Regions from separate parts of the Homo sapiens genome. Here region 2 is linked to region 1. Evidence: read pairs that join two places in POLR2A ChIA-PET (ENCODE). Cell type or tissue: CD4-positive, alpha-beta T cell. All regions are shown on one strand. Links, peaks and the distances in the headings refer to the core of each region. The heading gives the core; the rest is flanking DNA.

The links. Peaks named below come from ENCODE experiments on the same cell type or tissue, not always from the same donor. Only the 100,000 strongest peaks of a DNase experiment are listed, where the experiment ranks them.
Region 2: POLR2A ChIA-PET joins it to region 1 with 14 read pairs; 9 of 35 experiments call an interaction of 5 or more read pairs at or near these places.

The regions. Positions count from the first base shown.
Region 1 is chr16:11,351,366-11,361,252 of GRCh38, reverse strand. It overlaps RMI2 (RecQ mediated genome instability 2), which reads right to left. Exons shown (of 2, transcript NM_152308.3): 2 at 9,493-9,887. The region is part of intron 1 of LOC105371082 (a long non-coding RNA gene); the gene reads right to left. Among named protein-coding and RNA genes, the nearest start is that of RMI2, 11 kb to the right of the region's middle. RefSeq lists enhancers at 5,823-5,972, 6,150-7,002. In CD4-positive, alpha-beta T cell, for the core only: CTCF peaks have their summits at 4,136 and 4,361 (motif pointing right); DNase peaks (open chromatin) are centred at 4,382 and 6,322; H3K4me3 peaks cover 1,073 bases; H3K27ac peaks cover 956 bases.
Region 2 is chr16:11,219,459-11,229,511 of GRCh38, reverse strand. LOC107984859 (a long non-coding RNA gene) reads right to left here. Exons shown (of 4, transcript XR_007064984.1): 3 at 5,388-5,411; 4 at 4,548-5,290. Among named protein-coding and RNA genes, the nearest start is that of SOCS1, 32 kb to the left of the region's middle. RefSeq lists enhancers at 3,458-4,017, 4,448-4,527, 5,008-5,057. In CD4-positive, alpha-beta T cell, for the core only: no CTCF peak of the experiment used is centred there; DNase peaks (open chromatin) are centred at 3,931, 4,341, 4,621 and 5,171; H3K4me3 peaks cover 1,251 bases; H3K27ac peaks cover 3,437 bases.

The DNA.
Region 1 (9,887 bases), core at 1,867-9,866:
TTGCTTTCCCATTACCCAAGATTCCTCATTCTTTCTTTCTGTATAATTTCATAAGGTTTTCAAGTAAATTTGATACTAAAGGCCCATGACCATGAAATAAACAGGACACTCACAGCGAAACGCTAAAGCCAAAATCTCATCTTCCATGCGCCATGCAATGAGAAAGGAGATGGACAGTAACTTCCACCTACCAAACTTCCCTACCCCAGGTTTCTGAAGACACATCAACACGTGCAACGACATTTGTGTTTGGATATGCATTTTACTACATACGTACATCTTTAAAAAGATTTTTCCCACTGACATTTATTTCTCATGCCAAGTCGGGGCCAGCCGCCAAACTGGGGAGACCAAGATCCTGGAGTCAATGCGCTCATTCTCCTTAAAGGACCGTGACACCAGCCAGAGAGGCGGAGAATGTGGTAAAGGCAGGGAAAACACGATTCTTCCACCTAGGAAGACAGAAGAGCTCTCCCAATGGGCAGGGCAGCTCTGGGAGCAAGTCACTAATAATAGCAGGAATATTACAGCCAGTGCATCAACACATGGGATGAATTTAACAAGGCTGGTTTTGTTTTTTGTTTTTTTTTTTTGTATGATGGAGTCCTGCTTTGTCACCCAGGCTGCAGTGCAATGGTGTGATCTTGGCTCACTGCAAGCTCCGCCTCCCGGGTTCAAGTGATTCCCCTGCCTCAGGCTCCCGAGTAGTAGGGACTACAAGGCGGCAAACAAGGCTGTTCTTACTTCAATTTTGCAAAGTGAGGAAATGGAAGCCCAAAAAGGCTATGTGTCCCAAATCATTTATTGAGTGGTAGTAAAGCTGGGATTGGAACCATGCTGTCTGGATCTGAAGCCCTATTGTGCTGTTCCATCAGGCAGGTCCTCGTGGACAGAATTCTAAGATACCCCTTCCCCTCCACAGACACGATTCCAACCCGTTGGATACACCTTCCCCCAGTCATTCAATCGAACACGAATCTAGGTGTTGCTGTGCAGTGATTCTGGAGAGGTAAAGTCCCAAGTCACCTGACCTTAAGGTAGGGGGCCTGAGCCAATCACATGAGCCCTCTCTAAACCTGGGCCCAGGAAATCAGAGGCTGGAGAGCAGGAGGCAGATTCAAGGCTCGTTCCTGAAGATGGAGGGGACCTCTAGGAGCCTCCAGTTTACAGCCGGCAAGGAAATGGGACCTCAGCCCTACAATTGCAAGGAACTGAATTCTGCCAACAGCCTGATGAGCCTGGATGCCCATTCGGGATTCTTCCCAGAGCCTCCTGAAGAGAGCTCAGCTGGCTGACACCTTGATTTTGGCCTGAAGAGGTCCTGAGCAGAGAACCTAACAACACCCTACCAGACCCCGACCCACAGAAACTGTGAGATATTAATACATTTGTTTTTTTAAGCTGCTAAGTTTGTGGCAATTCATGACGTGGCATTACAGGCTCTGACCAGAGGTCTCAAGCACCAACCCCGGCTGTCATACCTATGGAAGACACCATGTCCGCAAATGCCTCTCCAGGCCTTCAAGAGACCTCATGTGGTCACATGAGACTCCCAAAGTCCCCTTAGGGCACTGTCCCTACTCTCTGCAGGAGCCACGTGAGGGCGGTGAGGACTGGCTGTGGAATTTGAGGCTTCTAAGTCCTGGCCTCCCAGGGCCTCAGGCATCTTACCCATGTGTGCTATTAACGTGATGTATTACTTGATGTTAACCTTGGCCAGCTGGCTGAGGCAGTTTGTCAGGTTTCACCACCGTAAAGTTACTCTTTCATCCCCCTTTCCATTCTGGAAGGAAGTCACTGTGCACAGCCCACACTGGTGGAATGGGAGGCACCCTACACTTTTATTTACTAAGTTTGGCCACTCTGTCTATCACACCAGCACACTCCAAGTACTCCACAGCTCCATGAGGCTGGTGACAATCACATTGGACAGTGCAGCTCTATTTTAGAACATCAGGAAAAAGTACCCAAACATCAGTCACTCAGGTACCACTGTACTATTGTTTACTTAGTAGTTTTCTGTAAAAGGGCTCACTTTTTTTTTTTTCCCCGAGATGGAGTCTCGTTCTGTCACCCAGGCTGGAGTGCAGTGGCGCCATCTCAGCTCACTGCAAGCTCCGCCTCCTGGGTTCAAGCGACTCTCCTGCCTCAGCCTCCCAAGTAGCTGGGACTACAGGCACCCACCGCCACACCCAGCTTATTTTTGTATTGTTAGTGGAGACAGGGTTTTACCATGTTGGCCAGGCTGGTCTGGAACTCCTGACCTCAGGTGATCTGCCCGCTTTGGCCTCCCACAGTGCTGGGATTACAGGCGTGAGCCACTGCATCCAGCCACCGGGCTTTTTAAAAAGGGAACTTGATATCACTACCTTGCAACGGCCCAGCATCAAGATGGCCCTGGACGTCCAAGAGGTGGAGCAGCCCTGTTCCTCCACATGGGCTTTTTCCATCCTTCCTTTCTTCTCCTCCTCAGAAGCTTGGGGCATGCATGGACCCCTTGGTCCTGGTACTCAGGGCTCCAGGGTCCCCACCAGAGGAAGCCTTCACCAGTTCACAACCAGTGCCACGGGCAGCTCTGACCCCTCCTGTGGCCCAGCTATCTCTGGGCCAGGAAGCTGTAGATCTGTGGCTGCCAAGCCTGGTTGATGACGAGACCCACCGGAGAGCTTTCTAAAAGCTTAGACTTCCTGAGCCCCCAGCACGTGGATCCTAATTAAAGATATGGGTAGGGACCAGGTTAAAAACAGCCCAGGTGGAGCTGATAATCAACTACTTTTGACAACACTGAGTCCTACATGCAGGATGACCAAGCTCAGCTGTGCTCTGGGAAAACCTTCACCTGAGGTAATGCACAGCTGTCTGATGGAAGACCCCAGGGCAGGTGCTGACTCTTTTTTCTCTTGAGACGGAGTCTCAGTGGCACTCTGTCACCCAGGCTGGAGTGCAGTGGAACGATCTCGGCTCACCGCAACCTCCGCCTCCTGGGTTCAAGTGATTCTCCTGCCTCAGCCTCCCAAGTAGCTGGGACCACAGGCGTGCACCACCATGCCCGGCTAATTTTTCTATTTTTGGTAGAGACAGGGTTTTGCCATGTTGGCCAGGCTGGTCACAAATTCCTGGCTTCAGGTGATCCACCCGCCTCGGCCACCCAAAGTGCTGGGACTACGGCTGTGAGCCACCACGCCCAGACTGACTCACTTTCTAAAATGAGCAGTACCCGCTGGAGGAAAGCGTGTAGCTTGGCATCTTCCCAAGCTCACAGGATGTGGAATTCGGTGCTGACAGGCCCTTTGGAGAAACTCCTTTCCCTGTCCTGTGTGAGCAGGAGGAAGGGAGGCTAGGCAGTTTGGTATTTCTGGGTGTACAGCCTCATTGTTTCTTCCTTTTCTTTCTTGCCCATATTACATCTCAGGTCCCTTGGATCAGGGACAGAACTAGATTGTGCTCCTCTAGGTGGCCACCCACTGCACTTTAGGGCCTGGTAACTGGTTTAGTGAGTTCCAGGTTCACAGAGGGAGACGAACTGCTCAGGATGGGTCATACCCAAAGCCTCCGCAGCACCAGATTGAGGTGATTAGGTGACGAGATTGAGAGCAGATTTGGGACTCTTCAGTTGATGTTATAATGGGATGAGACCTTGGGGCAGGGTGAATGTATTTTGTATTTGGTATGAACACACATCTTTGGGGTCTAGTAGGCAGAATGTCCCTCCCCACACAACGATGTCCACGCCCTAATCCCCAGAACCTCTGAATATCATACACCTTACGTAGCAAAAGGGACTTTGCAGATGGGATTAGTCAGGGCATTGGGATGGGGAGATTAGCTTCGATACCCAGGTGAGCCCAATCTAACCGCACAAGTTCTTAAAAGCACAGGACTTCCTCGGGCTTAAAACAGGAACGATAAGGAGGAATGGGAGGTCCAAGAAGATACCATGCACACAGGGGGCAGCCACGTGTCTCCTTCACCTCGTGTATCCAGAGTCTGGAACCCAGCAGGTGCTTGGCGACAGAAAGGCCACTAAAGTGAACTTTGAAGCACCAGATTCCAGTTAACAGTCATGCAGACGAATTATTTAACCTCTCTGACCCCACGTCATCCCTTCTCTATGGATATCAGAAGGGCAGTGAAAATAACCCACCCAAGGTCATCCACTGAATGAACAGTGGGGCTGGCCCCACTGCAAGCCCCTCAGAACCCATCTGGTTGCCAAATCCAGCACTCTCCCCACCCCCACCTGGGCTTGGCCATAATGGGCAGAACTCCTGGGTAGACAGGGGTGAAGTTTCTCATGGCCCCATTTTGTTCCTTTGCTCCATTCTGTGCCCTTGTTTTCTGGTGACGGGTTGTCATCCCATTTTCTGTGCATAGACCAGCAGGGGGGGCCAGCGCCCGTGTAGAGACCATCAGCTCCCAGAGCTGCCCTGGGGAAGAGCTGCCCTAGGGAAGGGCCTGGTCCTGGCCACCCACAACAACAGTGCCCTTAACGACAAGGGGCACCTATTGGTTCACCACCTGGCTCTTCGGCTGCCAGGTAGATGCCCCTGGAAAAAGGACTTCATCTCCGTGGCTGCGGTTTTCACAGCTGTGAAAGGGGATGGGAAACAGACCTCCCAGGCGTACTGGGACAGTAAAATGAAGCGACTCATGAGACGGCTTCCAGCACAGGCCCTGGCACTTAACTCTTAGCTGAATTTGCATTCTTTTATTTTTATTTTATTTTATTTTATTGAGACAGAGTTTTTCTCTGTCACCCAGCCTGGAGTGCAGTGGCGCGATCTCTACTCACTGCAACCTCCATCTCCCAGGTTCAAGCGATTCTCCTGCCTCGGCCTCCCAAGTAGCTGGGACCACAGACACACATCACCACACCCGGCTAATTTTTTGTATTTTTAGTAGAGATGGGGTTTCACCATGTTGGCCAGGCTGGTCTTGAACTCCTGACCCCAGGTGATCTGCCCGCCTCAACCTCCCAAAGTGCTGGGATTTCAGGCATGAACCAACACGCCCAGCTGAACTTGCTTTCTTTATCAAGAGACGTTCAGTCAATCTCAAAGGACTCTCATTTCAGATTCTGCCCAAACCACATGAATCGTTTTTTGGACTCGGCTGTCTCGCTCCTTTTCCTCCACCCTTTTATGTCTTTACCAAATCTTTCCTCTGTGCTTAAAGAGCACTCCCCAACAGTCTAGCCAGCACCCTCAGGCCTGCTATAAACTACACAGGGGGCCCAATTCAAAAGGCGCTACTAAGCAGGGGGCTCCTTTCTTCTGAAAACTGCTGCGGGCCAAGTGTAAATTTAAGACACTGTGCCTTTGCTTGTATATTTCCTCTGTCTTCTAGCCTAAAACCCAGCCAGTCCTAACATTGACCGACTGCCCATGTATGTTACCTAAGACCCCATGCTGGGCAGGGATACTGAGATAAGTAGGACACAATCACGACGTCACTGGAAGCGCCTCCAACAGGGACAGAGATAGCAACAGATGATTTCAGAACAACGTATGTGCCTGTCTACAAAGATCCACTCTCAGGAGTGGATCTTGGGATTCCATTCCCAAGAACTTACCCGGTACCACCCTTTGAAGGATGAATTGTCTCGGCTTCACAGACTTCCAAGGCCAAAGTCAGACAGGAACGGGCAGGACCAGGACTGGGCCCCACGTTTGACTAACATCACTGTCTCCCTTATCACAAGGAGGAAGAGGCCCTTTGAAGATGTCCTTTCGCACGGGCTCCGAAATATCTGCTAAATGTAGGTCATTATGACTGAAAATGCATTTTTCCCCTTGTCCTTGAAGCAGGCAGCTGCTCTGTAAGTTTCGGCTGTAGCCTGATGTTTAGCAACAGCAGCCCTAGCCCATCTGCTGGCCAGCAGATCGCAGGGTTGTCACCCTTGGAACTGGAAGGCATTCTACACACACTGTGTCTTCCAGGTGCTTTTTCTCCTCAACCATGAAACCACACACCCACAGGCCAGGCAACAAAGCGCTCAGTTACTTCACATGGTCATTCCTTCCTCCTCCTGCTTCACCTGATGCAGAAGACTTTGTCAGTAAAACTTGAGCATTACAAGAATATGCAACAGAAAGAATTAGAGAACTTGGCAATCCAAAAGCTGCTAAATGAGGGTTTTCTCCATTTGGGGGGTAATGTAAAGCAGTTCCAAGAAAAGTGAAGTCACAGCCACGGTTGCTTATTTTCGGTTTTAGAAAAAAGCCAATGTCAAAGGGGAAGCAGCTCTGCCCCAGCACAGCCTCCACTGTCTGGCGGGGGGCGCTTGCTGATAAGCCATCTTGGATTTGGCACCAGAAACCCAAAACCTCTGACATATGTTTTCATCTGGTGATGTCAGGGAGGAAACTCAAGCCGAAACAGTGAAAGTTGTTAACATTCAAAGAAACCACACAGCTCAGCTAACATGGTGAGGCAACACCCTTCCAGCACCAAGCCACCAGCATTTCTGAGGGGACTGTCAGGAAAAACACACAGTGCCCTCCTTTTCCTACCTCCACCCCGCCAACAGACTCCTGAGATGCATTATTGCTCAGGCCACCATGTCAGCCCAACTAGCATTTTTCAATGGACACTACTTACCAGAAGTTGGGTGAGGACAAATGGGGCAGGATACGGTACAGGTGGTTTTCGGCAGCTTGGGTCTTTTTTCTAGCACACAAGCAGGTTTCGCCACAGTAGGGCAGACTTCAGGTTAACATCTGGGGAGTCTACCACACATCCAGCTCAGGGGCTACTACTGGGTGCCCCATAATAATTTTGTGAACAAGGTTTGCTTTTTTTGTTTTTTGTTTTTGAGACAGAGTCTGGCTCTGTCGTCCAGAATGGAGTGCAGTGGCATGATCTTGGCTCACTGAAACCTCCGCCTCCCAGGTTCCAGAGATTCTCATGCTTCGGCCTCCAGAGTAGCTGGGATTACAGGTGCGTGCCACCATGCCTGGCTAATTTTTTTGTGTTTTTAGTAGAGACGGGGGACTATGTTGCCCAAGCTGGTCTTGAACACCTGGCCTCCAGTGATCAGCCTGCCTCGACCTCTCAAAGTGTTTCAATTACAGGCGTGAGCCACTGCACCCAGCCATTGTGACTAAGTTTTAACCTAAGAATTCTGTAACAGATCTCACTGTCTGCACCAAAATTAAATTTAAATGCAATTAAAAGCAACTGATTGAACGACCCAGCCAGGGAGAGCACCTAGGGAGACATGATGACGAAATGGAATGTGGTGTCCCGGATGGGACCCTGGAACAGGAAAGAACATTAGGAAAAACCCAGAGAAATCTGAATGAAGTACAGACTTGGGTTAATAACATCTCAATATTGGTTCATGAATTTTAACAAATGCACTATACTAACATGTTAATAATAGGGGAAGCTGGGTACAGGTATATGGGAACTCTTTGTACTATCTTTGCAATTTCTCTCTCTCTCTCTCTCGTGTGTGTGTGTGTGTATGTGTGTGTGTAGACAAGCAAGAACATACTGATCCTCCCAGCAATAATGATTTGGTGCCTACCAAGTGTCACATACCATGTAAAAGTGATCTACATCTTCATTTATTCCTCACACCAGTGCTATGAGCTGGGCATAATCTGCATTTTACAGATAAAGAAACTGAACAATGGAGAGGTTACGTACCTTGCTCATAGTCACACGGCAAGGTTACTTGCAAATGAAGGGCTCAAATTCAGGTTGACAGGACTGCAAAGTTCCTGTTAAAGCTCAGCAATATTGCCCGAAAAATCCCAAACTGTGAACATAAAACAGTTCAAAACAAGCTTCTTGTGGGCAACAAAAATGATGCATACTTTCCAATCTGCCCGGCTTTAAAAAGAAAATAGTTTAAAAGCACAGCACACCCGAGACACTGACAACACTCAGTGCTGGAGACGATGTGGAACAGTGACTCCCCTTCATTGCTGGTGAGAATGCAAAAGCAGACTGGCAGTTTCTACAAGGCTAACCATAGGTCTACCATATGGCCCAGCAATTGCACTCCTAGGCATTTACCCCAATGAGCTGAAAACTTACACCCACTCAAAACCTGGGCATGAATGTTTACAGCAGCTCTATTCATAGTTATCAGAGACTGGAGTCAAGATGTCCTTCAATAGGTGGATTAGATAAAACTATGGTACATCCATACAATGGAACATTATTCAGTGATAAAAAGAAATGAGCTGGCTGGGCGTGGTGGCTCATACCTGTAATCCCAGCACTTTGGGAGGCCAAGGTGGGAGGATTGCTTGAGCCGAGGAATTTGTGCCTGTAGTACCAGCTACTCAGGAGGATGACATGGGAGGATTGCTTGAGTTTGGGAGGTTGAGGCTGCAGTAAGCCACGTTCACGCCACTGTACGCCAGCCTGGGTGACAGGGCAAGGCCCCATCTTAAACAAACAAACAAAAATAAAAAACTCAAAATAAATAAATAAATAAATTAGCTGGGTGTGGTGGCACACATCTGTAATCCCAGCTACTCAGGAGGCTGAGGCGGGAGAATCGCTTGAACCCGGGAGGCAGAGGTTGCAGTGAGCAGAGATCACACCACTGCACTCCAGCCTGGGTGACAGGGTTAGACTCTGTCTCAAAAAAAAAAAAAAAAAAAAAAACAGTACCTAAGGAATTCTTCATGTTTCTATCTTGTAATAAGCACGGGCATTTATTGAAAAAAAAAAAAAAAAAAAAAAGCTAACAAGCTGCAAAAAGACCTGGAGGAGTCCAGACACAATGGCTCACACCTGTAATCCCAGCACTTTGGGAGGCCAAGATGGGAAGATTGCTTGAGCCCAGGAGTTTGAGACCAGCCTGGGCAACATGGCAAAACCTTGTCTCTACAAAAAATACAAAAAAATTAACCAGGCAAGGTGATGCGCACCTGTAGTCCTGCTACCTGAGAGGCTGAGATGGGAGGATCCTGAGCCTGAGAGGTTGAGGCTGTGGTGAGCTGTGATTGTGCCCTTGCACTCCAGCCTGGGCAAGACTGAGATTGTCTTAAAAAAGAAAAAAAAAAAAAGATATGGAGGAATCTTATATGCATAGTAAATGAAAGAAGCCAGTCTGAAAAAATTACTTACTGTATGATCCAACTATATGATATTCTGGAAAAGGCAAAACTGAAAAGAAAGATCAGTGACTGTCAGGGTTGGTGGGGAGGGGTGAATAAGGGGAACCCAGAGGATTTTTAGGGCAGTGAAGCTATTCTGGACGATACTGTAGTGGTGGATACATGTTATTATGCATTTGGCAAAATCCACAGAATGTATAAGAGAAGGAATAAAGCCTAATGTAAACTAAACTTTAGTTAATAAGAATGTAATGTTGGTTTATCAAATGTACCATCCTAATAAAAGATGTTCATAGCTGGAAAAACTGGGAGTGGGGTGTGTGGAGTATATGCGAACGCTGTAGTTTCTCCTCTATTTTCCTGAACACCTAAAACTGTTTTCTTAAGTCCATTAAAAAAAAAAACTCATACAGCCTATTAAAAATTTATTAGAGGTAGAATATCAATAATCCAGGTGAAAGTCTACAACCATGTCAGAACACAATCTAACTCCTTTGATATTTACAATCTCAAAAAATTCAGGCATGGGTACTAAGCAGACAGCAGAAACCCAACATTCAAAACCATCACAGCAAAAAGTCATTCCATACAAAGACAAAAGAACTCTACACCAGGAGGCTCACCATGTCTCGCCGAAAGTTATGAAGTGGAAGTTTAGCTAATGCCTGAAAGGCGTCCTTTATCTTGATGTTTTTCATTTCAACAAGAAATTCTGAAAACGTCTCAACATCTCTGAGTAATGGAAGAAGGCATCACCTTCTCTAGCTAGGAAAAGGGATAGAGCTGCGTCTAAATGTTTGAGTGGTG
Region 2 (10,053 bases), core at 764-8,763, 130 kb after region 1:
GTGGTGGTGTGCGCCTGTGGTCCCAACTACTCTGGAAGCTGAGGTGGGAGGATTGCTTGAGTTGGAGAGGCTGAGGCTGCAGTGAGCCAAGATCATGCCACTGCACTCCAGCCTGGGTGATGGAGCAAGAACCTGTCTCAAAAACAAAACAAGCAAAAGCAAAAAACTAACAAACAAAAAATCAGTATGTCAGAGGGAAGTAAAGTAAAGCAGGCAGTGGCGGGTGGGGTGTGGCTAGGAGGTGCCAGGTGTGGGTTGGTATTTTATTATGATGGCTAGGGAAGCCTTCTCCAAGAAGCTGGGAGCTGGAAGGGATGAGCAAGCTGCCCATCTGGACGTAGAGCCTTTCAGGCAGGTGGAAGAGCAGGTGCCAAGGGCCTGAGGTAGGACTGTTCCCAGTGTGTTCAAAGAAAGGTCAGTGTGGCTGCTGCAGCATGCGTGAGGGGTGAGAAGTCAGAGGTGAGGATGGAGAGGTGAGGAGTAGAATCAGATCACGCACAGACCATGGGTCCTGGAAAGGAGCGAGGCTTTGAGGCAGAGTAGGACGGGAGTGTCCTGAGCACAGAAGATTTTAAATGAGATGGTGCATGCACGACCATCTGCAGTGTGCCTGGCGCGGAGCAGGTGCTCCCTAATTGCTGGCTGTTACTATTACTGTTGCTGCTGTTGTTATTATTGAGAGACTAAGAAGCACATTGGAAACCATGAAAACCCAGAGATGCAAATTTTAATTGCCAGAGAGAGATTTTTCAACATTTTCAATGTGCTGTCATGAAGTATGAACCATGCAAATGTAGGTTTGACTACTTCGTTTTGTGGAAGAGCCACCTACGGCTAAGAGAGGTTAGAAGACTTACCTGATGTTGCACAGTGACAAAGGGTGGAGTCCAATTCACCAGAACCCAGGTCTGTCTCCTGAATCCAGGATCGTGACTGCTGGTTTGGCCGTGGGGGCTGAGAGGCCTTGGTACAGTGGGCAGACGGGAGGTCCCTGTATATGAAGGGCAGAAGCTTGGGGCTGCACCTGGGACCCTCCAACATCATTGGGAGAAAAGCCTGGAGCTCTCAAGCTCTGACCTGGCACAGTCAGGCAGACACGGCTCACAAAGACCAAAATAACCAGAGGCATCATTAAGGATGTCTTCGGGGTCAAGTAAAAGGAATCCTGATGTAAACCGGCTTAAAGAATCTGGAAATGGGCCAAGCATGTGCGGCTCACACCTGTAATCCCAGCACTTTGGGAGGTTTAGGCAGGAGGATCGTTGAGGCCAGGAGTTCAAGACCAGCCTAGGCAACATAGTGAGACCGTGTCTCTACTTTAAAAAATATTTTTTTAAAAAGGATCTGGAAATGGGCCAGGTGTGGTGGCTCACATCCGTAATCCTAGTGCTTTGGGAGGCCAGAGTGGGAGGATTACTTGAGGACAGGAGATCGAGGCTATAGTGAGCTATGATCACACCACTGCACTCCAGCCTGGATGATAGAACAAGACCCCATCTCTTAAAAAAAAAAAAAAAGGAAGAATCTGGACATGTAATATCTTGTTCAATAGGAAATCCAAGTTCATTTTCCTTCCATCTTTCAGCTGATATCTCGCTGTTGGTTTTATCTGAGGTCAGTCCTAAGAGGGCCAGTGAAGTTTCAGCCACCACATCAGGAAGAACAGAAAACCATGTCTCTCCCTGGGGCTTCCCTTAGGAGCAAGGAAAGCTTTCTTCATGTCTCATTGGCCAGAATTGAGTTACCTGCCCATTGTTGAAAGTCAGTGACCTAGCCGGGCGCGGTGGCTCACACCTGTAATCCCAGCACTTTGGGAGGCCGAGGTGGGCGGATCACCTGAGGTCAGGAGTTCAAGACCAGCCTGACCAACATGGAGAAATCCCGTCTCTACTAAAAATACAAAAAAAATTAGCCAGGCATGGTGGTGCCTGCCTGTAATCCCAGCTACTCAGGAGGCTGAGGCGGGAGAATTGCTTGAACCTGGGAGGCGGAGGTTGCGGTGAGCCGAGATCGCGCCATTGCACTCCAGCCTGGGCAACAAGAGCAAAACTCTGTCTCAAAAAAAAAAAAAAAAAAAAGAAAAGAAAGTCAGTGACCAGGAACTGGAAGTTTTTTTTGAGACAGGGTCTCACTCTGTCTCCCAGGCTGGAGTACATTAGAGTGATCACAGTTCACTGCAGCCTCGACCTCTCAGACTCAAGCAATCCTCCCACCTCAGCCTCCCAGATAGCTGGGATACAGGGAAGCACCACCACACCCGGTTAATTTTTTATTTTTTGTAGAGACAGGGTCTCACCATGATGTCCAGGCTGGTCTCAAACTCCTGGGCTCAAGACGTCCTCCCGTCTCAGCCTCCCAAAGTGTTGGGATTACAGGTGTGAGCCACCTTGATTGGCCTGGAACTTAATTGACAAGGGATGATTGTTGGGGAGTTCATCAGAGTGATTGAAAAACCAGCCCTGCCAGGCGCAGTGGCTCACGCCTGTAATCTCAACACTTTGGAAGGCTGTGGTGAGCAATTCATTTGAAGACAGAAGTTCGAGACCAGCCTGGCCAACATGGTGAAACCCTGCCTCTACTAAAAATACAAAAATTAGCCAGGCGTGGTGGCAGGCACCCGTAGTCCCAGCTACTTGGGAGGCTGAGGAAGGAGAATAGATTGAACCCGGGAGGTGGAGGTTGCAGTGAGCTTACGACAATGCACTCCAGCCTGGGTGACAAAGCAAGACTGTTTCAAAAAAAAAAAAAAAAAAAAGAAAGAAAGAAAAGAAAAAGAAAAACCATTCCTAACTCTTCATCCCTCCCTGTGTCCCTGCCCTTGGCAGTGTGACTTTGCTACTTCTCCCATCAAGAAGTTGAGTCTAGATCCCCATCCCTAGAATTGGGCTGCTTTGGCCAATAGGATGAAATGAAGGGATGAAGTGACGCGGTGATGTGCTAGATCTCAGCCTAGGCCTCAAGACACCTGTGGCTTCCACTTGCTCCCTCTGGACTCTGCCAACACCGGGAGAACAAGCCCGACCTCTCAGACTCAAGCAATCCTCCCACCTCAGCCTCCTAGATAGCTGGGATACAGGCAAGTGCCACCACAGGCTGTTGGATGATGAAAGTCACATGGAGCAAGAGGAACCCTTCTCAAGCCCTGTACTCTGTGCCCCAGGACCTTAGCATGTGCTGACCGTGCCCTCTGGACTGCTCTGGCTCATCTCCCGTGACTTAAGGCCACTGTTCTGTTTGGAGACTCAGCTCAGGCAACCCTCTCCCAAGAGGCTTTGCAGAACCATCCCCGGCCCCAGCCTGGGTCGAGGGCCTCCAGGGTTTCCTGTAGCCCAGTTTGTGTCACTCTGCTTTGTGACTCTCTATTCTTCAGTCCAGCTGCCTCATTCACAGATATGGAAACTGAGGCCCAGAGAGGGGAAGTGACTTGCCCAAGGTCACCCAGCTGAGGGCCGTGTTCGCTGCTCCTCCAGCAGGTTTTGTTCTTTCCTTTCCTCAGCATCTCAACCCACGAGAGCCTGGATGTGGCGGTCCCATGGCGGGAGAGGGGGCCTGTGCCCCCACCAGGTGCCCAGTCTCGAGTCAGGATGAGACTCCTGGAGGGTCCCCTGGGAGTCTCCACTGGCAGCACCCCCTCCCCACATCCCCGCAAGGTGGGCATGAGCAGCATTCCCTCTTCAGATGAGGATGTGAGGCTCAGAGGGAAGAGGCGGGCCCGGTCACGTGGCCATGGAAGGATGGGGGGATCTGATCCCAGACCTTTCTACAGCCTGCATTTGGCCTTCTCCATGGCTTTGGGGCAGAGCCAGGGCCGGCCACCACGGAGAGGAGCAGACAGAAACCCAGGGCGGGCAACGGGGAGGTCTCAGGCTGGATGGTGGGGAACCACCGAGGCAGGAAGACGCAGAGCAGAAAGTGAAAGGAACCAGAGGCCTAGAATAGCTGCGGGTGACAGAGCCAGGGGACTACAGACGCTGCCAATAAGAGAAACCAGGCGGCCCACGGAGGGGCGGGGCACCCACTCCTCAGAGAGGCGGCCCCTAGCTGAGGAGGCCCATGGCCAGGTCCCTGCTAACCCGGGCAGCCCCCGCTTGGCTTGGCAGCCTGGGTGGATGCCCAAACTGTGGGAATGGAATTGGGGTGAAGGGCTGTCTTGGGGCAGAGAGGGGCCCACTTCTAACTTTAGGCCGACCTCTGCATCATTTGGATCAATCACCATGAGCTTATAAGATCTGGGACCTGCAAAGCTCATCAAACAGTGCAGCTGGTGAAGCGGGGGCCGTGCCGTGAAGACAAGCCTGTTGGTTAACATCTCCTAGTGGCTGTCGATGTCTGTCTCCGGTGGCAGTTCCCTGCTGTGGTTATGCTGCAGGCTCCAGAGCCAGGCGGCTGGGGTTCAATCCGGGCTTGGCCTCTTGCTGGCTGTGTGACCTTGGGCAAGTCACTTCACTTCTCTGGGCCTCTGTGACTAATATCACTGACTTCACGGGGGTGTCCTGAGGATTAGCTGAATGAGTATAAGTGAAGCACATGGAACAGCTCAGAGAAAGTGCCTCATAAACAGCTTTTATTATCCACTGTCTCCATACACTGTATAGACACACACACACACACACACACACACACACGGGGAAAGTCCCTCCAGGATGTGCACAGGGACTCTTTTTTTTTGTTCACTTCTGTGTCTTCAGGGCCTAGAACAGTGGCTGGCACACAGCGGGTGCTCAATAAATGTTTGTGGAATGGAAGGAGCAGGGGAAGGAGGCGGGGAGGGAAGGAAGGGATGGGAGCGAACAGAAAGTCGGCTATTGCCCAGCGTGGGGCATTGATTCTGTTGCTGTGTTTCATTCCCCTATCACATTGCCATGCACCGCTTTGGTTAATTGAAAAACACTTGTCTTCAAGGAGAGCCAGCAACAGAGCAGGGAGGTGGCTTGCAAGCTGTGATGGTCTTTCAGTTCAGGCTGGCCCCAAGACACCCCCACCATGGCCTGCTAAGATCCCCAGAGACCCCCCTCTCCCGGGCCAGGGCCGGCGGTGGCAGCTGTGCGGCGTGTGGGCAGCTAGAGAGGTGACAGGAAGCTCAGCAGGACAGGCTGTTCCCAGCCTACCAAGAACCTCGAGGCGAGAGGACAGGCTGTTCAGGGCTGAGATCTGCATGCTCCCAGCCCCTCCCGCCCAGGGGAAGTGTCACCAGCATCCAGGGCGGGGACCTCTGCCCTGGCCTGGAGATCTTGTTGCTCTTCTGATCTCTGTGAGGAACTCGGCCCGCTTGCTTTCCAGGAACTGCCTCCTGCAACCGGCGGGCAGATGGTTCACAGGGAAGGCCCGGGGGCCCAGCCCTGCCTACCTCGCACCCTGCGCTGGGCTGCTTCGGACATGCCACTCACCTCTCTGGGCCTCAGCTTCCCCACCTGCAAAACAGAGAAAATAGGGCACCACATGTAGGCATACTGTGAAGATTCAGAGCAAAGTTCAACTTTTTTTGTTTTACCATTAATTACTTTATTTATTTATTTTTATTTATTTATTTTCCTGAGATGGAGTCTCACCTGTCCCCCAGGCTGGAGTGCAGTGGCGTCATCTTGGCTCACTGCAACCTCCACCTCCAGGGTTCAAACCATTCTCCTGCCTCAGCCTCCCGAGTAGCTGAAATTACAGGTGCATGCCAACACGCCTGGCTAATTTTTGTATTTTTAGTAGAGATGGGGTTTCACCATGTTGGCCAGGCTGGTCTCGAACTCCTGACCTCAGGTGATCTGCCCGCTTCGGCCTCCCAAAGTGCTGGGATTACAGGCATGAGCCACTGCACCCAGCCCCATTAATTACTTTAAAACAAATGGTGGCATCTAGGCACAGTGGCTCATGCCTGTAATCCTAGAATTTCGCAAGGCTGAGGTGGAAGAATTGCTTCAGGTCAGGAGTTTGAGACCAGCCTAGTCAACGTGGTGAAACCCCATCTCTACTAAAAATACAATAATTAGCTGGGTGTGGTGGCACACACCTGTAATTCCAGCTACTCGGGAGGCTGAGGCATGAAAATAGCTTGAACCTGGGAGGCAGAGGTTGCAGTGAGCTGAGATCATGCCACTGCACTTAAGTCTGGGTGACAGAGTGAGAATCTGTCTCCAAAAAAGAAAGAAAGAAAGAAAAAGGTGGTAAAATACACATCACATAAAAATCACCAATTTAAAGTACAGTTAGGTAGCATTTAGTACGTTCACAGTGTTATATAACCATCAGTCTAGTTCCAGAATGTTTTCCCCACCCTAAAATACAACCCCATATTCATAGCAGTCACCCGCCCAACCGCCCTTGTCCCAGCCCCTGGTAAACCCTAATCTATCTTTCTTTCTTTCTTTCTTTCTTTCTTTCTTTCTTTCTTTCTTTCTTTCTTTCTTTCTTTCTTTCTTTCTTTTTCTCTTTCTTTCTTTTTCTTTCCTTTCTTTCTTTCTTTCTTTTTCTTTCTTTCTTTCCTTTCTTTCTTTTCTTTCTTTTTCTTTTCTTTCTTTCTTTCTTTTCTTTGTTTCTTTCTTTCTTTCTTTCTTTCTTCCTTCCTTCCTTCTTTCCTTCCTTCCTTAATTCCTTCCTTCCTTCCTTCCTTCCTTCTCTCTCTCTCTCTCTTTCTTTTTTTGAGACAGATTCTCGCTTTGTCGCCCAGGCTGGAATGCAGTGGCGCCGTCTCAGCTCACTGCAAGCTCCATCTCCCAGGTTCACGCCATTCTCCTGCCTCAGCCTCCCGAGTAGCTGGGACTAAAGGGGCCCGTCACCACGCCCGGCTAATTTTTTGTATTTTTTAGTAGAGACGGGGTTTCACCGTGTTAGCCAGGATGGTCTCGATCTCCTGACCTTGTGATCCACCCGCCTTGGCCTCCCAAAGTGCTGGGATTACAGGCGTGAGCCACCGTGCCCGGCCAACCCTAATCCACTTTCTTCTTCTGTGGATTTGCCTATTCTGGACATTTCATATAAATGGAATCATACAGTAAGTGGCCTTTTGTGTCTGACTTCTTTCACTCAACATATTTTCAAGTTCATCCACTTTATGTAGCATGAATCAGTCTTTTATTACCATGATTCCTACAATCCATTCATTACTTTAAAAAAAAAAAAAAGGACTTCAAAAAGTGTTTATCGGCTGGGTACAGGGGCTCATGCCTGTAATCCCAGCACTTTGGGAGGCCAAGGCAGGAGGGTCGCTTGAGTCTAGGAGTTTCAGACCAACCTGGGTAATATAGCAAGACCCTGTTTCTACTAAAAATACAAAAATTAACCAGGTATGGTGGTGCATGCCTGTAGTCCCAGCTACCAGGGAGGCTGAGGTTGGAGGATCGTTTGAGCACAGGAGTTTGAGGCTGCAGTGGCCTACGATGGTGCCACTGCATTCCAGTCTGGGTGACAGAGGGAGACTCTGTGTCATAAAAAAGTGTTTATCAAGGGAAAACACAATCACTTACATGCACGCATCTGAGTGTCCAACTTGGTGAGTTCTGACATAGTTTTATGCCCACAGAGGCACCACCCAGACTGAGGTCCAGGGCGTCTCTAGCACGGTCCCTCAGACCCTCCCCACCTCCTGGCCAGAGGCAGCCCCTCCTCTGACTTTTGACACTATTGATGAGTTTAGCCTGTTGCTTCAGATGAGTGAAAGTGGACAGTGGGGATGTTTTCTAGCTCATCTCATTCCCTCAACGCCATGTCTGTGAGTTTCATTCACATCGTGTACGGCAGGAGTTTGTTCTTTTGCATTGCTGAGTGGTATTCCACTGCATGGCTGTTTCACACTTTATTTTTATTGTATTTTACTTTTTTATTGAGAAGGAGTCTCACTCTGTCATCACCCAGGCTGGAGTGCAGTGGTGCAATCTCAGCTCACTGCAGCCTCCACCTCCCGGGTTCAAGTGATTCTCCTGCCTCAGCCGCCTGAGTAGCTGGGATTACAGGCACCCGCCACCACACCTGGCTAATTTTTGTATTTTTAGTAGAGACAGGGTTTCCCCATGTTGGCCAGGCTGGTCTCGAACTCCTGGCCTCAAGTGATCCCCCTGTCTTAGCCTCCCAAAGTGCTGGGATTACAGGCGTGAGCCACTGCGCCCGGCTCCTCTTTCACACTTTATTTCTCCATGACCCTGTTGGTGGACATTGGATTTGTCTCCCCTTGGGGGCTATCCTGAGCCATGCTGCATGTGCAGGCCTGTGGTGGGCAGGTGCCTCGTTTCTCCAGGTTTTTGCCCAGGACTGGGATTGCTGGGTATAGGGTATGTGTATGGTTAGCTTTTGTGGACACCGTTCATATTTCAGATGGGTTGAATGACTTCCATTGCCCATAGTGGCACCTGAGAGTCGCTGGGCTTCCCCATCCTGAACAACACTCCGTACGGCCAGCCCTGCTGATTTTCATCCTCCTCTTGAGGGCCACTGTCACTTCTTTAGATGAAGTAAATATAATGATGAGAGAAAATAGCAACATAAATAGCCAGAGTTGATAATAATAGGTGGCTAATGCCTTCCACCACCCCAAGCCCTGGGCCAAGCACTCACATCACAACCATCCTAGGAAGTCCAGTGATTACCCCCCATTTTACCCCCATTTACCAAGGCACAGGCAGGGCATGGTGGCTTATGCCTGTAATCCCAGCACTTTGTCAGTCTGAGGTGGGAGGATCACCTGAGCCCAGGAGTTGGAGACCAGCCTGGGCAACATAGTGAGACTCCGTCTCTACTAAAAATAATTTTTAAAATTAGCTGTTGTGCACCCTTAGTCCCAGCTACTCAGGAGGCTGAGGCAAAAGGATGGCTTGAGCCCAGGAGGTCAAGGCTGCAGTGAGTTATGATTGTGCCACTGCACTCCAGCCTGGGCAACAGAATGAAATCCTATCTCAAAAACAAAACAAAACAAAACAAAACAAAACAAAACAAAACAAAACAAAACACCGAACAGAAACTGAAGCACAGAAGAAGGGGTCTCATGGGCTGCCAAGGTCACACACCCAGCAGAAGGAGCTTAGTCTCGAGTTGAAAAACCTCAGCCCACCTGGACCCCGGCCCCGACTCTGCCCTGACACAGGGCCCAGCAGGCTGTGGTTTGGGGATTTCTCAAAAGGACCTTCTGGAGCTCTATATGAGAAGCATAGATGGAGAATCCGACTCTCATCCTGCAGCCCCTCTCACACTCACCACACACCCATACACACTCAAGCATACACACACTCACACAAATGCATTCACACACATGCTACGCCCAAACACATTACACCCTCGCAAACACACACCATACATCTCATACACCACACACTCTTATACAATATACATATGCCATGCATTCTCACACACACGCTTACACACTTCCACACTCGCACAAATACCCCGCATGCATATATTCACATGTTATCACACACCTACTATGAACATACACCACACATTCCCTTACACTCAGCCTTTAGAAAGCACAAACTAGTCTGGAACACTTCTATACAAAAGGCAGTGGCAGGCTGGGTGCAGTGGCTCATGCCTGTAATCCCAGCACTTTGGGAGGTTAAGTTAGGAGGATCACTTGAGGTCAGGAGTTCAAGACCAGCCTGGCCAACATGGCGAAACCCCATCTCTATTAAAAATACAAAAATTAGCCAGGCGTGGTGGTGCACCCCTGTTATCCTAGCTATTCAGGAGGCTGAGGCAGGAGAATCGCTTGAACTTCAGAGGCGGAGGTTGCAGTGAGCTGAGATCATGCCACTGCACTCCAGCCAGGGCGACAGAGTGAGACTCCGTCTCAAAAAAAAGAAAAAAAAAAAAAGGCAGTGACAGGCAAGGGGACATTACTTCAAAGCTAATTCCCCCATTCCTGCTCCCTCCTGTATTAAAATCTAAGAAGGGTCCTATGGAAAATATCCCCCAGTGGGCAGCACTGGTGACTTCTGGGGGGCTGGGGATGTTCCACCAACAGCCCCACCAAGTCTGTAGTGCTTGTTACCCCGTGTCAGCCTGGGTACTGGCAGCCTTCTCTGGATTATCTCTCTTGACTGTCATCATGATGGGTCCGGTCCAAGATAGGATGTT